2 separate regions of the Homo sapiens genome follow, and region 1 is linked to region 2. The links are chromatin loops, found by intact Hi-C in ENCODE. Cell type or tissue: Calu3. All regions are shown on one strand. Links, peaks and the distances in the headings refer to the core of each region. The heading gives the core; the rest is flanking DNA.

Region 1 (12,693 bases), core at 4,921-9,920, 100 kb after region 2:
GCTTCTCTTAAAAGCAGTTATGTGCAAGACTCAGTATTTATTCTTAGCCAACCAATTCTTGTTTTTTTTTGTTTGTTTTTTTTTTTTTTTTTTGGCAGGGATCTCTCTCTGTCGCATAGGCTGGAATGCAGTGTCGTGATCTCAGCCCACTGCAACCTCTGCCTCCCAGTTTCAAGTGATCCTCCAGCCTCAGCCTCCCAAGTAGCTGGGATTACAAGCATGCACCACCATGCCTGGCTAATTTTTGTATTTTTAGTAGAGATGGGGTTTCACCACATTGGCCAAGCTGGTCTCGAACTCCTGGCCTTAAGTGATCTGCCCACCTTGGCCTCCCAAAGTGCTGGGATTACTGGCGTGAGCCACTGTATCTAGCCAAGCGAACCAATTCTTAATCGCTCAATCATCTTTTATATGTGGCCGTATGTAAGAGCCACCAACTGGTTTTTCCTCTGCCATTCTTCTACTTGTTTTGTGTTGGAAAAGGCTGATTGACAATTTATGTTATCCTCTTGGGGAAAAAAAAGTTGAAGGTATGATCTTCCATAATTATTTTGTTAAACAAGCCCTTTACTTCATGTGATACAATTTAAGAGGTCTTTTTATTAGTTGCTACTTAAATAAAAGGAAAATTTGCATTTATACACCCACAAGAGTGGACTGAACTGAGAATCTTCAGATAAATAGACTTTCTCTTTACTATAGTGGTTTTCATGCCTTTCTTAGTAGATTATAAACTTATATTTGAACTGCTCATATTGCAGAACAAGATTTTGAATTCTTATGTTTCAACAAATTCTGCTAAACAAATAAATGAAGCCCCTATATCAGTGGGCATCCATATTTTGGGGGGCTTCAAAAGGCATTGTTTAAATTGTATGCCAAATTCTCAATATTGTGTGTAAGTCAAAGAGAAATTCAAGTGATTGAAGTGGAGGTGGGGGAGGACAGAAACTGAGGGTGACCCTACAACTTATCATGCAAGCTAGGATACTCTTGGGAAGCAATATAAACAATTGCTTTGGGGCAACATATTTACAAATCATTCCTTTGTGCTCTAGGAAGACCACAAGTTGAAATTGACCAGAAGTAGTAGTGGAAATAATTGAGAATTGGCTACATAAAATAAACATCTCAATGTTGGGGGCAGAGGATGAGCAGAGATACTGTAATTGAACTGCAGAACCAAACAAGAAATTGAACAAAAGTTATACTTGCAATACAGAGATAGAAGGCTAATTTGGTCAATTTAGAAAGTGCTTGAACAAAACAATGGGGAAAAAAATGAACTGCCCCAAAATTAGCAAAGGATAGCTGCATAGGCAGCTTATAGGGGAGGAAAATACAAACGGCAATGGTCAATAAAAACACAAAAAGATGTGTAATTTTACTCATAATTAAAGAAATCTAAATCAAAACAAGAAATTATTTTTCACCTAAATAGATGGGCAAATGTTAAAGTGTGAAGATATCTGATATTAGTTAGCCTGCAGAAAAGCAGTCTTTCTTAACACTGATGATAAGAATATCCACAAGTTTAAATTTTTAGATGGCCATTAGGCAACAGGTATTAAAATAAAAACATATTGTCTTTGACCTCACATTAACACAGCTAGAAATTGACCTGATAGATACATGTGTAAAAGCAAATATATGTATACAAGAAATACGAACCATAGTTTTTCATAGCAGAAAGAAACATGGAAACGACCTAAATGGTTACTATTTGGGGAAGGATTAAATATATTATAGAATAGAATGTCCATATGGTAAAATAATATGCAGCCAATAAAATAAAAACTGAGGAAGTTTTGTATGTGCTGGCATGGAAAAATCTCAGACATCAGTAAGACAAAAACAAAACAAAACAAATAAACAAAAAAAAGCAGGGTCAGAATATTGTGTTTACCATGGTTTTTATTCTGTGTATTATTAAGAAGGTACTAGCAAGTATTATGTATGGGTTTTTAAGATCACACCAGAAAGCATTACCAGTGGTTGTCTTTGTCAGAGGGATTGGGTGAAGGAGTCGGGGAACTGGGGGTGGGGGAGAATTTTACTCTCTGTTTTGTACCTTTCTGCCTTGTTTGAATTTTCTAAATATGTTCACGTGCTCCTATCATAAATTTTTAAAATGTCAACAAAGGTTATCTGTGCAGTGGGATTACTGTAATAAATATTATAAAAGGTGGAGAAAGCTATGTGTGGAGAAAACAAAATGCTAAGCCCAAGTCAAGACAAATTCCATACTTTGAAAACCATACTGCCTCCATTAACTATGAAAGAGTTTGAAACATAAATCCCTTCCTTTGCCAAGTATTTAGCACTTGAGCCATCCATTGGCCCAAATGTTTATTACAATACTGAAGTTACAAAGATGCCATTTGTTGCCCTTTACTGAAAGAATGACAGAGATATGTGTAAGGGGTTGTGGAAGCAGAGAACATTCCATGATGGATGTCAACATATTCAAAAAAGAGCCTGGAATATCCATTCCATCTCTATCTTTAGACCTGGCCCTCAGTAAACAGGAGAGGCCCCTATTTCTATGGAGCCTTTCCTAGTGTCATTCCTTTAAAGCATAAAAGCCACAGTTATGCATAAGACCAAATTATTTGATCTATAGTACCTTTCTGAAAAGGTGGCTGCGAGAGGTTGAAGTTAGAACTGGCAAATAGAGGCCTTCCCCAGTGACACAGTGAAGATCTTCTAGAAACCTACTGAAAGGATAGCTCTCTCACAGAAGCCAGCCAGTGTAAATCACCAGCAGAACTAAGGATATTCTGTTCTTAACTAGGTCAAGAATCGAAAGTGGGAGTGAGGGGAGGTCTAAATATGTTCACTTTTCCTTTGGTGAGAGAAGGGCATCTCCTCCTCTCTAGCTCCAACCCTTCATACTGGGCTGGGGCTACAAAGGAGGAGATACCCCAAGCGCTAAAGGGTAAAAATAAAGGGACTGTACCTTTTTAGATCTCCAGTTCTCCTTCATCTACCACAGGAGACGTATGACTTCTGACACCCTTCCATTTAATTTTTTTTCAACCTAACATTCCTATCAGAAGCAAAATACTTGTATTTATGATATTTTTCTACAAGGCTTATTCCCAATTCAGTATTTTTCAACAAACAGTTCCTCAGCAGTCCAGTGATGAGGCTTTGACATTCCATGAAATGAATGTTTAAAATAATAATCTTTGGTCATCTACTATTACCCAGCACTGTGACAAGTGCTTTACATAAAATCACCCTGCATGCTCATGGATAGGAAGAATAAATATTGAGAAAATGGCCATACTGCCCAAAGTAATTTATTGATTCAATGCCATCCACATCAAGCTATCACTGTCTTTCTTCACAGAATTAGAAAAACTACTTTAAATTTTATATAGAACCAAAAAAGAGCCCATATAGCCAAGACAATCCTAAGCAAAAAGAACAAAGCTGGAGGCATCACACTACCTGATTTCAAACTATACTACGAGGTTGCAGTAACCAAAACAGCATGGTACTGGTACCAAAACAGATATATAGACCAATGGAACAGAATAGAGGTCTCAGAAATAACACCACACATCTACAGCCATCTGATCTTTGACAAACCTGACAAAAACAAGCAATGAAGAAAGGGTTCCCTATTTAATAAGTGGTGTTGGGAAAACTGGCTAGCCATATGCAGAAAACTGAAACTGGACCCCTTCCTTACACGTTATACAAAAATTAACTCAAGATGGATTAAAGACTTAAACGTAAAACCTAAAACCGTAAAGACCCTATAAGAAAACCTAGGCAATACCATTCAGGACGTAGGCATGGGCAAAGACTTCATGACTAAAACACCAAAAGCAATGGCAACAAAAGCCAAAATTGACAAGTGGAATCTAATTAAACTAAAAGAGCTTCTTCACAGCAAAAGAAACTGTCATCAGAATGAACAAGCAACCTACAGGATGGGGGAACATTTTTGCAACCTATCTATCTGACAAAGGGCTCATAACCAGAATCTACAAAGACCTTAAACAAATTTACAAGAAAAAAAAACATAAAAAGTGGACAAAGGATATGAACAGACACTTCTCAAAAGAAGACATTTATGCAGCCAACAAACATGAAAAAAAGCTCATCATCACTGTTCATTAGAGAAATGCAAATCAAAACCACAATGAGATACCATCTCACGCCAGTTAGAATGACGATCATTAAAAAGTCAGGAAACAACAGATGCTGGAGAGGATGTGGAGAAATAGGGACGCTTTTACACTGTTGGTAGGAGTGTAAATTAGTTCAGCCATTGTGGGAGACAGTGTGGCGATTCCTCAAGGATCCAGAACCAGAAATACCGTTTGCCCCACCAATCCCATTACATATACCCAAAGGATTATAAATCATTCTACTATAAAGACACATGCACATGTATATTTACTGAGGCACTGTTCACAATAGCAAAGACTTGGAACCAACCAAAACGCCCAACAATGACAGACTGGATAAAGAAAATGTGGCACATATACACTATGGAATACTATGCAGGCATAAAAAAGGATGAGTTCATGTCCTTTGCAGGGACATGGATGAAGCTGGAAACTATCATTCTCAGCAAACTAACACAAGAACAGAAAACCAAACACAACATGTTCTCACTCATAGGTGAGAGTTGAACAATTGGAACACATGGACAGGGGGAGAGGCAGGTCACACACCAAGGCTTGTTGTGGAGTGGGAGATTAGGGGAGAGATAACATTAGAAGAAATACCTAATGTAGATGACAGGTTGATGGGTGCAGCAAACCACCATGGCACGTGTATACCTATGTAACAAACCTGCACGTTCTGCACATGTATCCCAGAAGTTAAAGTATAATAATAATATAAAAAAACACGCTGCAGAATAGGTACTATTACACCTATTTTACTGGTAGAAAAACTGAGGCTCAGAAGGGCTGAACCATTTGCACAAGATTTTACAGCTAGTAAGCAGCTGAGTGTCTAGTTAAATGCCTTATGGATGTGACAGAATGTCTCTAAAATTAAACTGAATAAAGATGAATTTTCCATAAGAGTCTGGCTTCCCTTGTCATACATAAACAAAAGACTGGACATTGCACAACCAAGCAAATGTGAAAATCTAAGAAAAGAGATGTTTCAGGTTCATTCAGCACATAGGATTTTCTGCATTAATCTAAATGTTCTACATCTGTGCTGTCCAATAAAATAACCATTAGTCACATGTGGCTACTGAGCACTTGATATGTGACTAGTATGATTTAAAAACTGAATTTTTGATTTAATTTAATTTTAATTTTATTTAACTTTAAATAAACAAATGGCTATCATTCATATTAGACTATGCAGTTCTAACCAAAGTCATTCAAGAAGCATTTATTTTTGGTGAAATGGAATCAAAAGAAGAGGAAGTAGAGGGAGAAGTAATCATATAAAATCACAAAGTATTTAGAGCTGGAAAAAACCTTTATGAGACCATCTCATCCAGCCCACTCATTTACACAGATGAGTAAACTGAGACTCAGCAAGATTACACAATTTGGTAAGGTCACTCAAGTTAGTAAAGAGCCAGTTATAAATCCTGCCTTTTAATGAATTTTAAGCTATGCTGTCAAATTTCCAGCCATGGTGTTAATTGCATAGGATTGAGTTAAACTAAAAAAAAAAATGATAAAAGGATTTTCTCTTTACTCTTTTTGAAGTTTTTATGAAGTAAGGAACACATGATAAACAGAGTCTTGGGCAGAATGGCTTTCCTTGCCTCTTGCCAAATCGGTATCAGTAAAAAATAATTTAAGGTAAAATTCCCACAAGGCAGGGAAGCATAAGTGAGTATAAAACTAACCTGCTGCCTAATTCCATGGCCTTCTGTGAGGGAAACACCAAGCACTTTGGAATTGTATTTTGATGCCCCACTTCTGTTACAAAAAATTGGACTTCAAATTATAATATTCCCTAAACCATGCCCTCCTTCCACCCTCTACCCACAAATGGGTAGAGTCCTGCGTATCTTTCTCACTGAGAAGCTCTTCTATTTAATTAGGTTAATAGGTTATAGATAGGTTAATTGGGTTAAATCCTGGGCAGAGCAAAAGTGCTTTCTAATTACTGCTGCCATTCCATTACCTGGAACTGAGATGGATCTTTAGCATATACTAGTCTATATTCCACTCACAGGAGGCCTATTTAAGCACAGTACATGGTGGAGACTTACAGGGCAGTATCACTCCCCTAAACTCCTGGCAAAGGCATTTTGAAAAGAGTGCTTTCTGCCTAATAAATTATTTCTTCCAGGTTTCCAGTGAAACAAGTCATTAATTTTTTTTTTTGACAAATGAAAGGGGGAAAAATGCCTTTTCAAATCCAGGGCACTTGAAAGTTTCATTTTCCTGTTTTAATTTGCTTTAGTGTTTCAAGGGAATAATAATAGTTTTTTAATGCCAAAGGTGGCTTTCATCACTCAAAGCCCTCTAATTTCCTCCCTTATTGCAAGTAATGTGTTAATAGTTCCAAAATGAAATATTACCTAAAACACAACTTGGTAATTTTCCTCACAGTTCAAAGTTATTTGAAAAAGAAGCATCACCTTTTACAAATATTTACTTTGCGACAACGGGAGACGCTGCAAATTATCTGCAATAGCTCCTATTCTCTTCTTTTTTTGTGCTGTCTTTGAATCTTTTGTTGGGAAGAAAGAAAGAAATGGGAAAAAGGAAAAGAAAATCTCTCCCTTCCCTTTCATGTTCTAATACCAGGTTCTACCTAAGGACCTGAATTCTACCTTTACAATTAAATAATGTGTATATGTATGTGTGTGTGTGTGTGTGTGTGTGTGTGTGTGTATGTGTATATATATATTTATTTATATGAGAGAAAAGCTTGGTATTCATGGTCTCATTATAGAATATGCACACCAAAGAAAGGATGTACATAGAGGCCATAGAGAATTTAAAAGATTTATTTATGATGTATTACTGTAATTTTTAATTTAGACATGCAAATTTTTTAATTTGCACCGACTGCTTTGCCTTAATGGTTTTGATTAATACTTGGAGGTAGTGTTTGTGAAAGAGATTTATACTGTGATTCATCTGCAAAATAATCAAATCATTACCAGCTAATGACAAAGCTGTGAAAAATGATATAGATATTGTGTAACTTCCAGCTATGGCTGAGCACGTGGAGATACCCAATCCTTCCAGCAAATGTGGACTTGTGTTAATAACTGCTGGGAAGTTCGCTCTAGGTCCACTCTAATTTGGCAACAAAAAACATTGATCTTAATAAAGCTGTCTGATAAAAGGAGCAGTGATTAACATCCCAAACCCTCCATTCTGCTACTCATGCCAAGGTCCCTTTTTTTTTTTCCAGGAATGAAATTCCACTGCACTTCCTGCTTATCGCTTCATCTCACCTCAGCCTTCTCTGACTCTCCAGATAAGGCTGCAGACAGCCCAAGGAGGGGGTGGGGAGTAGGGAGTACCAGTGGGAGCCCACACTGGTGGCTGCAGGTGGCAGTTGCTGAGAAAGAAAAGCACAGCACAGTGAATTCCCAGAGTCTGAACCCCTTCCAAAGCCAACACCCATTCCTTCCAGAACTCAGAGGCATCTCTTCTTTTAGTGGGTCTTGAAAGACTGAGTGACTCTTGCTAATCCTGACAGCATCATCAAAGGTGTGGAGGAAGCTCCAGAGCATGCTCAAAGTCAGCAGAACCACTCTCAAATGGTATCAGGAAGCAGAAGAGGGCAGGAAGCAGAAACCCACAGATAATCCCCAAATCTCATGACAGCCGCTCCTTGTGACAAGCTGCTCCACCACATCTCTCATCCAAGCGACTAACAAGCAAATGGGCAGATTGGGATTTTACCTGCCTTCTGTCTTCCTCTGCACCACTACCACCAAATGATAAAAATTAGCATTTCTTGAGGTACTTTTTTAAAATGACGATTAAAAATTGTATATGTTTTTCATGTACAACAAGTTATTTTAAAGTATGTGTACGTTGTAGAATGGCTAAAGCAAGCTATCTTGAGGTCTTACTATGTGCCAGACATTAGCGCACTTCATAGCTACTTTTTCGTTAATCCTCACCACAAAGCTATGAACTAGGTATCATTATTCCCATTTTACAGTTAAATAGTTCTCTTAATGTTAAATTTAAAAATTGCAATATGATGGAGGCAAGACTGATTTCTGGTACATTCTAGCATCATATACCCTGCCCATTCAAACCATGTCATTATCTGTCTGAAGCTCTTAGTAAAGAATAAAAATACCCAAAATGAGGGCACTCAGAAGAGAGACAGAATGAGGTAGAATAAGAGGGGGAAAAAAAGGCATGTTTCAGCCACAGTTAATACTGAAGCAATCATGTTTTAACTCATTATCAAGAAATCTAGCTCCTTTTTTATTTCAGTCTTCACAAAGGAAAGCCCCAGTAAGTGGATAATCATTAATATTTCATTGAATACCAATCCATATTTTCCACAATCGTGACATGGACATTCCACTTCATCAGGAAGCCATTTTACAAAATTAGAAAAAGCAAGGCACCGTTCTGGAAAGCACAAGGCGAGACTACTTATCATTATTATTTATTACTTACTGGGTGCCAACTGGGTCCCTACTGTAGAGAAAAAGTTATAAAAGCCTCATGCAGAGGCAAGTGGTCCCCGTTCACTAGGTTCACAATTCAATTCTGATTTCATGACTACGACGGGCCCTGTGTCTTTAATTACTGGTAACTGTGACTGCCCTGGAACCACAAAAGGAAGATCAAAACTTTCTATCACTTTCTAGACATAAAGATAAATGAGAAGGGAAGCAATAAGTATAATTAATTTTAACCAGAGCTGGGAGAGGAAAACTTTCAGCTGTGGTACCATACATAGCATTTTATCAGAAGAGCCACTCTCCTAGCAGAGTCCCTACCACTGATTCCCAGATATGAAATAGACTGCCATTTCAAAAAGAACCAGGAGTGGAAAACCAATGTCACATGGTTTTCATGGCATTAGTTCAGCTCCAAGTGTCAGAAATAAGCATGTGATTTAACTGTACATGTGGCCCAGGAAAAGCAGGAGGAGTAAAGCTAGCAAGTTCAAAGCAAAGTTCAAATTGAAGCCATTCAGAGTGAGGCCACATCATAAGCCTTTGGACAGATGAGCATCTTGTGGGATTCAAGCAGAAGATGTGGTGTAAGTAATGAGACTGAAGTGATGAAGGAAGGGGAAATACACTCTCAGAGGTAAACTTGCCGTCAAGTCGTTGGGACTTAGCTGAATAATTCCCCCTAATGCTTAGACAAATAATGCTGCTAAATTCTTGGGAATCAGACCACCATGTCTCCACCCCTCAGCTTCCAGGAGCTTCTAAAAACCGGACTGAGCTAGCTGTAGGAAAAAATTAAATCCAAAATACATTCTTCATGATCATTTCAGAGAAGGGAGATACTCCCTAACTGTCAATACTGTGAGAAAAGGGGCTATACTTGACTCAGTTTTCCAAATCTGGACGGCAATCTCAGATGTTTTGAAGGAAGGCCAGAGATCTTCCTTGTGAAAAGGTTTTACTGGCTTTGCTTCTGCCACCAACTAACAGCAAATATTCTGAAATCCAGTCCCTATCCTGGTTCCTCAGCCACCCTCCTCCAATATCATCAGCAGTTGGAGCCTTTGCCATTGCCAAGAATTTCAGCTGTCTTTTATGTAATGTTTTCTACTTCTACCAACTCTTATGCAAGATTCTGCAAATCCTCAGCTTTAGCTAAAGAGTGCTGTCCAGCAGGACTTTTTGTGATGATGGAAATGCTCTACATCAGCACTGTCCTATATGGTAGCCACCTGCCACATGGGGCGAGTGCTATGGGATAAATAATGTGTTAAGTTTATTCAATTTTTAATGAATTTAAATTTAAATTGCCACATGTGACTATTGACTGCTATACTGTGCAGTACAGTTCTAAAGACACAATGTGGATTTTACCAAAGATGTAATAGCATAAATGGAAGAAGTTTATATTGCACATACCACAGAATTCTCTTCCCCAAGCTCCCTTGCTGCTAGTTGTGTCCATACAACACAATTCTGTCCAATACAAAGAGAGCCGAGAGTTACTGGGAGAGTTTATTTCTTATATGGAACCCAATTTCTTATTCACCCCTTTTGCTTTTCTTCTTTGTGTGTGTGTACATGATAATCTGCACATGTAGCAACCACATTGAATGCTAATGCCATACATCAAGATTGGCAGGGCAGAAAGTTGGTAAAAGGGCTAGCACACCTGGAACCATTGCACTAATCCTGGACTGCTAACCTGTGAATTTATGTGCCATGGGACGAATAAAGCTATTACTCATTTAAACTACTCTTTGCCTGTTTCTCTGTACTTGTAGAAAAATGCACTAATCCTACTGGATATAACTAGGTCCTGGTATAAAGGTTTGCTACATAATGCCTTGATGTCTACAGAACTGGTATAAAGTTAAACTATAATAGCTGTCTTATCCACTGCACCTACTCAATATCCTCACTGCTCTCTTTAAGGCCAGCCCAGGGGAAGCACTGTGAAGTAATGGAGCAGATTTTACCAAATTGCCCACCCCTCACTAGGCTTCCCTCCCTTGTGCTCTGCTTCTCTCCTGTGTTTCTCTTCTTAACTAATTCTTTGTATTTTTCCTCTCTCCTTCCAGTGGTGAGTTTACTATTATTCATTACTCTTGTGATACCTCCCTAAAATTGGGGCATGGACGGAGGACAAGATAAGCTTGGTCAGAGACTAAAGGCATTTTAGTCACAGGAGGGCAGGGAGAAAAGGGTATTTGGATATTAGGAAGGCGTTCCTTTCCATTAAAAGTACTTTCATGGCTGGGCGTGGTGGCTCACACCTGTAATCCCAGCACTTTGGGAGGCTGAGGTGGGCAGATCACCTGAGGTCGGGAGTTCAAGACCAGCCTGACCAACATGGAGAAACCCTGTCTCTACTAAAAATACAAAATTAGCCAGGCGTGGTGGCACATGCCTGTAATCCCAGCTACTCGGGATGCTGAGGCAGGAGAATCGCTTGAACCCAGGAAGCGGAAGTTGTGGTGAGCCAAGGTCATGCCATTGCACTCCAGCCTGGGCAACAAGAGTGAAACTCCATCTATATATATATATATATCACATTTATTGATTTTTTTAAACCTTTCTTACATCCCTGGGATGAATCCTACTTGATCACAGTGAATGATCTATTTAATTGCTGTTGAATTCAGTTTGCTAGTTTTTGTTGAGAATTTTTGCAATTATGTCGATCAGAAATATTGACCTCTAGTTTTATTTTTTGGTTATATTCATGCCTGGTTTTGGCTATTCACTTCTGGGTACCTATCCGAATAAAATGAAGTCAGTATGTTGAAGAGACATATGTGTTCCCATGTTTATTGCAGCATTATTCACAATAGCCAAGATATGAAATCAACCTAAGTGTCCATCAGTGGATGTACAGATAATGAAAATATGGATAAAGAATAAAGAAGATATATAGACAATGGAATACTATTCAGCCATAAAAATATGAAATCCTGCCATTTGCAGCACATGAATGAACCTGGAAGGCATTATGCTAAGTAAAGTAAACCAAAGCACAGGAAGATAAATACCACATGATCTCATTCACTTCTGGAATCTAAAAAAGTTTATCTCATAGAAGTACACAGTAGGATAGTTGTTATCAGAGGCTGGGAAGGGTAGGAGGAAGGGGATAATGAGGAGAAATCGGTCAAAGAGTAAAAAATTACAGTTAGAGAGGAGGAATAAGTCTTAGTGTTCTATAGCACAGTAGCATGACTATAGTAAACAATATTATAGTGTACATTTCAAAATAACTAGAAGAGGGGATTCTAAATGTCCTCTCTACAAGGAAATGTTAAATATTTGAGGTGATACGCTCAATACCCTGATTTGATCATTACATGATGTATGCATGTACTGAAACATCACACAGTATCCCATAAATTTGCACAATAATTGTTTCAAATAAAATTAAAAATTAAAAACATTTTAAAACTATTTTTAGTAAGTAATTTTCCACCATGTGCCTAGGAAAAGGCTTCCTTGGTCTCACTTCTGAGATCTTGTTCACTCATCTTTTTTTCCGACCGATGACTCTTAGTTGGGTACCTAGCATGTACCAAGACTCTGCTTGGCCTTACATCTATATTATTTCTTTTTAATCCCCAGAACAATCCCAAGAAGTGAACCTGCAGAAGAACTTGGGGACAGGGTAGATTTTTGAGGGTTTTTCAAGTCCGCACTCTGTGGATACACACACTGTGGATAGCCTTTCATCTAATTTCTTCACAATTCTTCCTCTCGTGTGTATGCCAATTGCATCTATTGATCCAGTTTATAGATGAGGGAAGCAAGGTTCAGAAAACAAAAGTACTTCATAATAAGTCAGAGTGCCAGGATTTGAACCTGGCATTTCTGACTGCAAATCCAGGGCTTTTCCACAGGAAGGAATAGGAGACTTGAGGTTTATTTTTTCATGTGAACTTTTCTATGCCAGCCACTGAAGGCAAGGGGTGAGCTTCCCTTCTTAGAGGAGATATGTTGGAGGAGAAGAGAATGGGAATGCTAGGGTGAGGCCCTGAATGATTAGAGAAGTCAGGAAGCCAGCTCTGTGCCCTGCCAGAAGGGCACTAAGCCTCTGT
Region 2 (12,693 bases), core at 4,061-9,060:
ACAACTACATCCATGCATTTGTGTACCGTCTATGGATGCTTTCACGCTGCAATGGCAGAGTTGTGACAAAGACAGTATGGTCTGCAAAGATAAAAATATTTATTATTTGGCTTCTTACAGAGAAAGTTGCCAACCTCTGTCCTAGATTGTATGACGGTGTTTAATTTTTAAAATTTTTCTTTATGACAAGCATGGCTGGCAGCAATTAGACTGGCATATCATAGTATAAAAATTATAATAATCATCCCACATTTGTTATTTTGCTGCCTTTGAAATAATCCACTGGAAGAAATATTCTGTTCTCCTTTACTCAGGCCTGTTGGCAATGTGATTTAATTTAATTGACATTTAGGAGATACCTACTATGTTTCAAATACAGAAATTATTACTCTTAGATTCTAATACTCCTTGTGAAGAAATGCCAAGTGATAATTGGGATGGATAATAGAACATGATAAAAACTTGACAACCCTCTTTGAAAAACCAGGACTATCAAATGAATTTATAAACATTTTCTTTTTTTTTGAGACGAATTTATAAACATTTTCTATCCTTTGGTACCCAGATTGATTAGGAGTAAAAATGCAGAGAATCATTTGACACCAAATGATGATAATCAGTGTGCCTTTCCAGTGCCACTGCTATACTGTTTTAATATTCCAACAGTATGCTGTTACCTTAAGACAATACCAAATAATTTTAACTCCCCTTTCACAAAGACTCCAATTATAATCCAATTCCTTTCAGATTAAGTACACTTTGATAGCAATTCCCTTATACCAAAAAATATAGCCTAAGATAATAGGCTGTGAGTATAGTTTCAATGCTAATAAGAGGCAGTTTAACAGCCTCGAGAAGTTCATTCTGACTACATTTTCATTGCAGTGATAAACAGCATATAATACCCCTCAATTATAGCTTTAATGTAAAAAAATGAAGTTATAAGACAATTTATCCCAACTAAATTGTAATTTCATTTCTGAGATGTTGCCCTTTTAATAAATAAATATTCTACTTACCCATTCCATTGTTCTCAGGTTGGATTTTAACAGTGAGATCTATTACAGGAAAGAAAAAAAAAAAAGGAGTACAGATGAAATCAATGTTACCACTATGAGTAAATTAGTGAGAGTTTGTTCAAGCCACCAAGCTTGAAACACTTCTCTCCCCTTTTCTCTGAGAGTATTACAAAATACAATGTTATTGATGATTGAAATTTAAATGGAACGGTGAATCCCAGCCTACAAAAAAACACATTAGAGAAGCCCTCGAAACATATGATAAAGTTCCTTTTTTTAAACCTTAAATGTGTATATGTATATATTCAGAAAAGTGCACCTCTCATACATACACAGGTCTATGCATTTTCATCAACTTAACATACCAATGAATCTGTCAACCAGATCAAGTAACAGAACATTACCAGAACCTAAGAAGCCAGTCATGACCTCTTCTCAAGGATAACCAGTATCTAGATTTCCGATGGCATCAATTAATTTTGCTGTATGTGTTTTATATAAATAAAATCAAGCTTGTAACTGGCTTCCACCACTCAGCACTGTTTGCAAAAGTCATCCATACTGTTCTCTGTGTTCGTTTCATTCTACAGGCCATGTCCCAATGTTGTTTCCATGGATGGACTTTTGTCTTACAATTACAATTAGGATTTATTTATTTTGAGTTAGACAAAAGAACACAACAAGAACACAAAACCTATGATTTCAAAGAAGCTTAAAACAAAAATACCTACAAAGACAGTAGCAATCCTGTACATGAAGTGTTTATGGTTGCTTTTATTAGTAATAGCAAAACACTGAAAACAACACATATGTCCTTAGATGAGCAAATGGTTGGGCAAACTCTGGCTTTTTATACAATGGAATATACTTCAGCAATGAAAAGGAATGGATGATGAATCCATGCAACAACTGGGATGGACTTCAAGGTATTCTGTTTGAGGAATGTTAATCACGGATGGTTACATATTGTATGATTCCATCCATATAACATTCTCAAAAATGACAAAACTATAGAGATGAAGAAAAGACAAGTGGATATAAAGGGATGGGGTGAGGGAGGGGTGGTGGTGACCCAGGCTTGGGTGCAAATGCAAAGAAGTACCCACTGTTTATCTGAAGTTTAAATTTCACTCTGTGTCCTATGTCCCCTACTCTAATCTGCATACAGCTCTGTGAGAACACAATTCCGACTTCTCTTAATTACCTGAATCCTTTTCACAGGGCCCTTTGAAACTCACTGGTGGACATCATCAAAATCTCCAACATCTTCAACCTCTTCTCACCTATCTTGTTTTTCAAATTGAAACCAGTCTGTCTCCTGAGAACACGGTTCCCCCTGAGCGCATTTCTTTCCCATCCTCTGCATTACCACTAGGCTGGCTGTGAAGCAGGCATCCTCTTTAATCCTTGTTGCCTCCCACTTCCCGACACTACCCAGCCCTGAATCCACTGTCAGCAGATTGTTATTGATCATCTCTTCTTTCCCTATTCATCTATGGGCTCAGGTCCATCCCTTCTTGGTTCTTTGAAGATGTTACTTCCTGACAGAGTGTCATTTTTCCACAAAACGATCCCTATTATAATTCTTAGTGATTTCAATGTCCATGAAGATGATAATTTCAAGTCCTTGCTTTCTAACTTTCTTGAACTCTTCTCCACACTATTTCAGTCATCTCTTCTTGTAGTCAGGCCTTAGACTTTGTTGTTACCAAAAGTTGTAATATCTTCTAAACTCACCTCTCTCTGTTCACTGCTTTCAATCTTCCCTGCTGATACCCCCTAGTACCCCGATTCAGTACTGGCATCTACGCTGCATTGACCCCATGTTTGAAACTGCCTCTTAACCCTACATCCTCACTCCACTATTTATCCTGCTGAAGTTTTGAAGCCAATCATTTGCATCAGTTCTTTGCAAATGCTCTCATCTTCTCTGTTCTCTCGTTGGCCTACTCACGTGAAAAATGCAACTCTGGTCAAATCCAACTCTCCTCTGTTCCTCACCTGCACCTATGAAACTAATGAAGCTGGAAATAAACACAGGACTGCTGACTCGCCTCACTTTCAATTCCTTTTCACTCTCCACAAGAGAGCCCTTCGTGTGGACAGACAATCACACTGCATTTCCCCAGCCCAGTCACCCTCCTGCTTTCCTAGGTCACGATTTTGTACCTTTGCTCTCTTCAAATATCTAACAGTTCCTCCTTTGTTCTCCCTTCCATTTTGTCAAGAAAACAGAGGCAATCAGATGAGAAGTTCCACAAGTTCCCACTCCCACTCCCACCCCCACCACCTACCTCTATCTAGGTCAAGTCACTGCCTTCTTCCCTGTTACTGATGTGATGTCCCCTTAGCCAGGAAAAGCCTCCCTTTCCTTGTGCACTTAATCCCATCTGCCTTTGTCAACTCAAGAAAATTGTTCTAGAAATTTATCATCTTTGTCCAATAACAACTCCTGTCTACAGAATCATCATATATATATTATATATATATAATATATGTTTATCTGAAGTTTAAATTTTATTGTGTGTCCTGTGTCCCCTGTCTTTAGATAAATAGATAGATAGATACAAACCTTCTTCAAACCCACTTTCTACTCCATCCAGTACCTCATTTCTCTCCTTCTCTTTACAGCAAAACAAACATTATCTACACTCATAATCCCCAATTCATCTTCTCACATTCTCTTGGAACACACTCTAGCCAAGTTCATTCTCACCACCTGATAGAAACAAAGCTCTTGTCAGGAATATAAATGACCTCCATGTTCTAAATCCAATGGTCTCATCTCATTTCTTATCTCTCACTTGATCTATCAGCAACATTTGTTACATTTGATCTCTCTATTCTTCTTGAAGCATTTTCTTCCCTTAGCTTCCAACTGATTTTCGTTCTACCTCACTAGCCACAAAGTTTTCCTATCCTTTGGTGGGTCCTCCTCATGTACCCAACCTTGAAATGTTCAGTGCCTCAAAGTTCAGCTCTGCTGAGCTCTTCTCTCATTGCCTTCATGATCTCATCTGACTAGAATCTGATAACTAACAAATTTCTCTCTCCAGCCAGACCGCTCCACTGAAATCCAGAGACACTATTTTCAGGGTCATCTCAGCATTTCTACTGGAATAACTAATAATCTTCTCAACTTTAACATGTTAAAAACTTACTTCCTGGTCAGATCATTATTTTCTCTTAAAAAATCTGCCCCTCCCACACTCTTCTATCCATCTGTTTGCTAAAGCACAATGTTTTGGAGTTATACTTGATTCTTCTTCTCTACACCATACATACACTCAATCAACAAATCTTGTTGACCCCACTTTCAGAATATATCTACAATCCAATCACTTTTTATCAGTTCTACTGCTACCAGTCTGATTCAGTTGTCTTTCACTGTGATGATCGCAATGGTCTCCTAATTAGTCTGCCTACGTCCACACTTGTCCCTTACATTCTATTCTCAATTCAGCAACCAGGGTGATACCACAGAAAGTAAATCTGTGCATGTCAGTCCTCTTCTCAAAACCCTCCAATGCTTCTAGCCTCACTTTTAAAAAAAGCTGAAAGTTCTCACAATGGTCTACAAACAGCATAAAAGCTGCCTTCCCTATTATCTCACTGTTCTCATCTTCTATTAATGCCCCCACCAGCAGCAGCTCATCCCACTCCAGACACATTGGGCTTTTTGCTGTTTCTCTAATATGCCAGCCATCCCCCTGAGTCAGGGATCCCCTGAGTCAGGGATCTACAGTATCATCTGTTTGAAATTTCCTTCCTCTGCATATCGACTAGCTCCCTTGTCTCCTTCCCAAGGCAGTAACATAGTAGGAACTGACTCCTGCCATGCTGTCTATCCTCCTTACCTGGGTTCTTTAGTTTTCACACATCGCCATTTAATATACTGTGCATTTAACTTTCATTTGTTGTCTATCTTCTGACCTTAAAGATGGAATTTTTTTTGTCTGTTCCCTCCACCTGCCAACCACTGATGAATCTCCAGACCCTCACACAGAAAATGTTTTTGCTAATCAACTTCCTTCTCTTGAGCAAGTAGGAAATCAACATTTTCCAGAACCCTCTGGCATTTAGAGTGGAGTTGTGTCTGACTTCTGGTCAATGGAATGTGTGTATAAAATTCATAAATAAGCTACCTCCAGCTTTGGTGCATAAAAAGCTTTCGTGAATGATGCTGTCTCTCCTTCTGCTCAGCATACTTGAAGGCCATTTGTTAAAGACGGTAGCATCTTATGGTAGAAGGAGCATGGTCCCAAATGATCGGCAGTGAGCTAAGGCACAAGTGAGAAACAAATCCTCACCTCAAGCTGCTGATATTTTTAGAATTTTTTAATGAATTAACATATCCCAAATAATATGGCACTCAATAAATATTTATGAATAAATTTAGAATTCTATATTATTTCTAATCTAACTCTCCATATAAGGTATAACATTGTTCCCTAATGTAGTAAACAAAATATAATGAATACATTTTAACCATTAGCTTTTATGTCTTTCTAAGTAGTCAGACCTACAAAGACTTTTGCGATGTATGCTCCTTTGTGCCCTTTGTACTTTTCAGAAACCATTCTCTTCGTCGTGGTTTATTTTCTTTTCTCTTTTCTAGTGTTGTTTTTCTTTGCTCAGTACTGCATTGACTTTTTGATGCTTCACTGTTGGTTCCCATATCTGATCTTATATATGAAAATCTTCACTTCTACCCATTTTTAATTTGCTCTTCTCATTTTTTCTTATTATTTGTTGTATAACCTACACTTCATAGCTGATAATGACAAACCTTGGGGATGATTTAACTGTTACCACAGAATGAGGATATTTTCTGATTTGTAAATTATCTATCATACAATATCTTCTTTTGTAGGTCCTTGGCTTGTCTCAACTCTTTTCATGAATATGCACAATAATAAGCTTTTCAAATTATTTTAGAATTTGAATCTGTTAGATATATAATCACCAAATAAAGGTAATGGAATAATGCAAATAAATTTTCTGTAATTCCTTATTCCCAAAATTTTCTGTGGATTTATCGTATCTGGTGTTGCTATTTATAAGAACTACTGTTATTTGTTTTTAGTATTCCCATATTTAATGGTGGGCTCACACAACCCTTTGAAGACTAGAGGAAATGGTATCCCTTGTGGTAACACTTAGGATTATTTTCAAATAAAACCTTTTTAAAACAAGTTTGATGTAGTCAGAATGTAGAGATAGCCTGGAATTAAAATGTGCGAGGAGTAGGTTTCTTAATGGTTTATTTCAATGGGATGTGAAGTTAGAATTGTTAAGAAATGCAGAATGCTAATTAACCAGAGTTAGAAAACTGGGGATGACAGAAAATATCCTGAAGTGAACTCCTGATTAACCTTCCTTATTGAAAGTTCACAGAGGCAGGTGATCAGATGGTACAAAGCTGTCAGGAGATCATGGCCATTTAGATTCCTGGGGGGTTGTTCCATTTAGTTATTCCACCAACCAGTAGGGGGAGACACAGAATACTCCTTTGCAATCTAAGCTCTAACTAACTCCGTTTCCTGGACCTCATCAGACCTTTCTTTGTCTGTAACAGGTAGAACAAGTTCGTCCAGTCTGACAAAGCTCACTTCTTTTATTGTTTTTGGTTTCTTGAATTACAGTTGATTTTGCATTCAAGTGACTCATTAAAAGGAGGGACTTGTGCGTATTTGGTGGTTTTACAGATACTAGATTTTATCTTTTTTTTGAAATAAATAAATGTGGCCTAAAATTTCTTGGTGAACCTGATTGAAGTTCAGCCATGTAAAGAATTAAACTTCACCCTATCTCCTAATCACTATCTCCAATAATCTTAGCCCAACAGTCAACTTTATAGACGTTACAAAAATAATTCTTACAGACCTAACAGCAATCTATTTTGAAATTTTAAAATGTCTATGATAGGTAAATTCACACCGGTTAGAAGGTCCAAGCTTTGTGTTTTATCTCCCAGGAATCATAGAATTTTGCTTTTATCTATTCATCAGTTCAGTTCTACAGATATCTGGGATCCCTTCTATATGCCAGCCCCAAAGTTAGGTAGTAGGGATAAAGATAGGTCCCAGCACTTGACCTTTGGATAGACAAACATTTAACACACAGTTTCTGAACAGTGTGACCCATGCAACACAAGAAATGTGGAAGAAATGTTGAAGTAACTTAGATAAGGTGAAATTAACTTCACCGGAAGTAGGGCATTGAGGTAGGCTTATAAAAAAGGCTAATACTTAAGCACGGCTTTAAAGAATAAATAAGAAAGAAAGGAAGGATTTCAGTAAAAATGGAAAGAGATGTGAAAAGGCATAAGATGAATAATGTATTTGGGTAATTCTCCTTTGTGTTGCTGGAAGATAGTGTGAAAGGGGGGTTTATGAGATAAAACTGAAGGGGCAGGTATAGGACAAGGGTAGTAGAGAATCATGGACCAGGGTGTGGGGATAGACAACAGAGCGAATCAGGAGGACAGGGCTCTCTTTGTCCAAGTGCTTGTTCAAACTTTGATGCTTATTCAGGCTCTACACTTGACACACCTGCTGACAAGTGTGTCATAAAGGAGACTATGGAAATATAGGTGAAATAAAAAAATCTGTGATCCCATTCCTTCAGAAAGGTTATCTTCACCTATTAGCAGAAGAGTTGTAGATATGAACTACTAGGTAGCACATTTCTCAAATATTAAACGGCATATTCAAAGATCATTTCAACTTCAAATTTATCTTGACACCCAACAATAGTTTTTCTTTCTTCAAGCTTTAATTTTAAAGATTAATTGGTTTATAGAAAGGCCTCAAAAGAATTTCTTGACAAGCAGATCTGTGGGTTCTTTAGATAAAAACAAAGGCAAAACAACCGTGAACGAACACCTATTTTGCTTTTCTCATTTTGATTTCTTTGATTAATAATTTTATCTAATCTTCTAATTTTATAGAACATTGAGTAGAGATGATGACTTTGGGTAACGGAATTCTTACTTGTGTTACATAAAACATATGTGGGTTGTTGCTTTTTAATAAGTCATTTGAAAAAATAAAGATTGGATGTGCCAAAATCCCCAACCAAATCGTACTTAACAGCCCTTTCTAAAAAGAAAATAAAACTCTTAAATGTTTACACAAAACCTAATTACCAGTTTGCAAGCATTTCAGGTGGTTGAAAAAGCATAGGCTTGACTAGGAAGAAGTAGAATAAGTAGACATACTATTTCCAGTAAACAAAGCAGAGGTCAGCAACTTCTGAGGTCATAGTCAAGATAAAGAATGCTTATATATGCTTTGCATAGGTCTCAGGTTTGCTTGTAGAAAAAGGGACAAAACAATAAAAATAAGGGGAATGAAGAAAAGAGGAGAAAGAACAGAGGAAACTGAGGCTAAGAAATAATGAGAAAAAGTAAAGTCATTTGGACCAAAAGGGTTGAGAACCCTGGGGCAAGGGGAAAAAGGACAGGGTAACCTTGAAGGACTAAAGCAAGTCCAGAGTGGCTGGAGCATGGTGAACAGGTACCTTCAGTTTTTTTGCACCTGAAGAAGGTAAGAATTGAGCCACTCAATCTGTTCTTTTCATTTGATTATTTCTTTCTCTATTTACCAAGTAACTCTTAACAATAAAAACAGTACCAATAAAATTGTTTTTGTTTTTCAGTGGAGACATCCTAATCTCAGGTCACATTTACTAATTTCTCCCTAGTTAAAAAAGATGTAAAAGTGACAAGTGAGACAATTCTAAAACATATGCTATTCTAGATGCTAGACTCAGATACTTGATGGAAATATGGGTAGTTTTCATTTGTTCATACCATGTAAGTGGAAGTGGAGAGATTTCCTGGCTCTGAGTGAAGACCACCCTTCTAAGTATCATGTTCTCATCTCTTTTTACTAGCTGTCTGCAGCTCATGCAAAATGTGATAGAAGATTAAAAAACTAGCCCACATATTCCTACAGAAGATAGCTACCGTGAAAATGAAGAAATTGTCCACCCTCTGCAGGATAATTATTAAGGAGACATCATCCAATGAAAAGAAACCCCAACCACCTCTCCACATTCAAGCAATTCCTTTAGAGCCTTTTGTTTTATTCCTGCACATTTTCTCACTCGATCTGAATTCTAGAGCCAACGTGTTTTTTATTCTTTAGTTTTGCTCTTAGTTTGATTTCCACTTCGATGCTTTGGAGTTCCTTACTATTTTGATAAATTTCCAATGGATACTGTCACCTGTGATACCCCTACTGAGTTGAGGCAATTGGCCAAAATCTTTCCAACAGGAGGTGTTTCTCTTTTGGCCATGTCACTCTGTCAATAACTGCTGATGCTCTTGGTCAATGGCTATGGTTAGGAAAGAAGTATAAATCATTTTAGTATTCTATTTGATCTTCTGATCATCCTCAAATTCCTTGCATTACAGTCGTCAGTGCAGAAAAACAAGGCTGGGAGGAATGAAACGAAAAACTTCCTCTCAGAGGAATGTGATGAAGATAACAAGTAAATTTTAAATGATCAGATTAAGGAATTCTATGAGTCTAGAATTGGCAAGCTTAGTTCTTTAAAGGGCCAGATAGCAAGTATTTTCAGCTTTATAGGTCATGCATACAGTCTCTGTTGCAACTACTCAACTCTGCCCTCATCCCATAAAGCATTCATGGACAATACATAAATGAATGAACATCATTGTCTTTCAATAAAACTTTATTTACAAAAACAGGCAGTAGGCCATATTTGGCCTGTGGTCCTGTAGTTTACCAACCCCTACTAAAGTACAAGATACTATTATATTAAATATATTTGACCTGAGGTATCATGAACATGCACTTACAAATTTCGCATTCCAGCAGCCTACAGAAGCAATTTCTGTTGCTCTTGTATACTGCATTGCTCATATTGACTTCATAGAAACCCTAAGGATAGAATGGGCTCATTCTGCAGATAAATCCACAGAGTGGGCTTTTACAATTAGAGAAAAACATTTGTAAAATAGAGAATCAACTAGAACTACTTTTTCTAATCAAATGATGATAATTGTGATTTAAGCTTTATTTAGCCCAAATTTTAGTCTGACTAATTCCCATTGATACCCACGTTGGCATTGAGACCATATGTCACTTATCCAATAACTTCGAAGGAACAATTGTGTCTTTTCATGTAAATCTTGCAAAGCTCATGGATCACTGACCTGCTTTAGTTGATGTGTGGCATATCAATTCATCCTCAAATACACACAATAAACCTACCCATCTCATTTTCTTCTGAGATTTTATTTATAAAGGAATTCATTAACATACACTCACTAATTTTGAACCAAGGTAGCTTGACCATTTTGATTTTTTTTTTTTTGGCCTGTCAAGATGCCAAAAGCATTTAGAGCACTTTACTAATTTCCCACTTGCCAAATTTCCATTTTAACTTCAAAGCAGTAGGAACCCAGAGACAAAACACAAAGCCCTCTTAGCTACCCAACTCCTATTGTCCTGCTTTACACTGGTTAAAAAAAATAAGTAAATGAAGGGCGAAACAGATTGTTTTTGAAACTGATAACACAATTTGTTCTCCTGCTTCATATGTTAGATTTCTGCCTGCAGCAAATATTTACAGCAGAGTTTTAACCCTCTCAAAATCAGCTTGATTATGTAAGGGCTGCAATTGTCTTTCAGAGAATACCCTTGACAATATGGCTTTACAAAAGAAAAAGTAGTGACCTCGGACACTGTCCTATGTGCATGGTCAATGTTTAGTTACAAGAAGACATGCAGACAGAAAACAGTCAAAAACTTGTTGTCAATTATTTAGCATTCCCATAAACCATTAGGCGGTCAAAAATATCTTTAATTGATTCCATCGCTACCTATGCTACTTATTATTTATTACTATAACAAACTTCTCCATGGGAACAGCTAATTGTACCTCCCTGGTGGCCACTTCAAGTGGAATAAGCCCTGCACAGTGCAGCCTAAGATATGCTGAAAGGTCTTCAGCTTTGGGGATTTGATTAAAACTGTATTACATGAACACATCAGCAACCATTGCCAAAACAAAACACTAATTTAAAAAATCCTTCTGCTTTACTGCTTAACACAATTGAAAGGAGCTTTGTGTGCATGTGTGCATGCATTTGTGTGTATGTGTATGTGGGTATGTGTGCGTGTGTGAGACAGAGAGACATGGGGAGTGGGAGCAGGAGGAGGGGTTGCATATGTTGTCTCGTTTGAAGACAATCATATTTAATGGAAATAATGTGGCATTCTGTGGCATAATAAGGCAAAAGAAAAGGGCAATACTGCCAGCTGCATTGTGGGTATAGGCAAAATCCCTGACCTGGTGATAAGACTGCAAACTATTGCGCCAGAAAGAAAATTGTACAAGAAGTAAATTATCTTGCCCAACCCTCCCTACACACACACACACACACACACACACACACACACACACACACACCCCTACCTTTAAAAGAAGCATAATTGTTAATCTGCTCTTTAGTAGAAAAGACAGATGTTATGGAAATAGTAAGCCACACTCTGCTAAGAGTGTTCTGTGGAAAGAGATTCCATAGGCAGCACTCTACACGGGAAGATTTAGGCAATTAAGCAACCGTTGTGAGGCATGCAGATGAATAACACATGCTAAATTAAATCAATACCAAACACTGTGTTGGAAATAGGTTAATTGTTTATTTTAAACTTCATGGAAGGAAAAAAAAAAAAGGAAGCAACAGTGGAATTTGTCAACTACTTGGAGCAGTATACTGGCCTGGATTAACCACAGCAGCCCAAAGCACAGTGTGCCCCATAAAGTCCTGTGTATGGGCCTTTTAAAACATTGTTTCTACACTTAAACAATAATTCCAAATTTATTTTAAAGAAGGTGGTGGGTGCATGTGGGATTTGTATAAATTTAAATATCAAGATGTTGAAATATTGCCCAGTAATTATGGATATTCAGGCTGCGTCTAAGCCCTGAAATTTGTGCTAGTTTACCACATTTATCCGCGTAGACTTAGAGAAGAAGAACAGAGGGGCTTTCCCATTTGTCATCTAAACTGATTGATAAGTAAGAGTCTGCAACATTATGTGAGTGAGTCAAAGGCAACAGCTGTCAAGAGATATCTTTATGTCATTTCAAAGAGTTAGGAATTTTAAATATTGTGAGGTACAAAAGGGCTGGTAGCTGATGAATTTCTTTAGTGGAATGTTTACATGTGCAGAATAAACAAATGCATGCTCTGCTGTTAAAACAACAGAGAGAGCAACAAGGGGATAGCCTATAGGTTTTAGTATGTATCCCATAACCCCAAATGCTCATTTTTGCATTTGGAAGATGCAGAAAACAAGTAAGAGAAGAAGGCTCTCTTACTGAGTGTTTGAAGGCTGCTACCATGCTACATAGTTGTACCCAGTCATTATGCTTAATTCTCTTCATGAGTTTGTGAGAAGTGACGTATTAGTCTCATTTTTTACCACTGAGAAGACCAAAGCTCAATAAAGTTAAATGACCTAACCAAGATCACATGCTTGTCAATAGTGAAGTTAGGCCATGAAACCTGTGTCGGACCAACTCCTAAGCCCAGGATCTTTTCATTACTCCAGCAAGCTGCTGAAAACAATCTCAGGAAATGTTTGTAATTACAGCTCTGAGCCTGTATCATGATCATCCATATGCTGTGTGA

Evidence for each region. Hi-C counts contacts between places; a loop is a spot of excess contacts. Peaks named below come from ENCODE experiments on the same cell type or tissue, not always from the same donor. Only the 100,000 strongest peaks of a DNase experiment are listed, where the experiment ranks them.
Region 1: it touches region 2 in a loop (4-fold over the local background); 4 of 110 quality-filtered maps call a loop at or near these places.

What each region holds. Positions count from the first base shown.
Region 1 is chr3:18,653,069-18,665,761 of GRCh38, reverse strand. No RefSeq gene overlaps it. Among named protein-coding and RNA genes, the nearest start is that of SATB1-AS1, 210 kb to the right of the region's middle. In Calu3, for the core only: no CTCF peak of the experiment used is centred there; a DNase peak (open chromatin) is centred at 7,451.
Region 2 is chr3:18,752,118-18,764,810 of GRCh38, reverse strand. No RefSeq gene overlaps it. Among named protein-coding and RNA genes, the nearest start is that of SATB1-AS1, 310 kb to the right of the region's middle. In Calu3, for the core only: a CTCF peak has its summit at 6,475 (motif pointing right); a DNase peak (open chromatin) is centred at 6,550.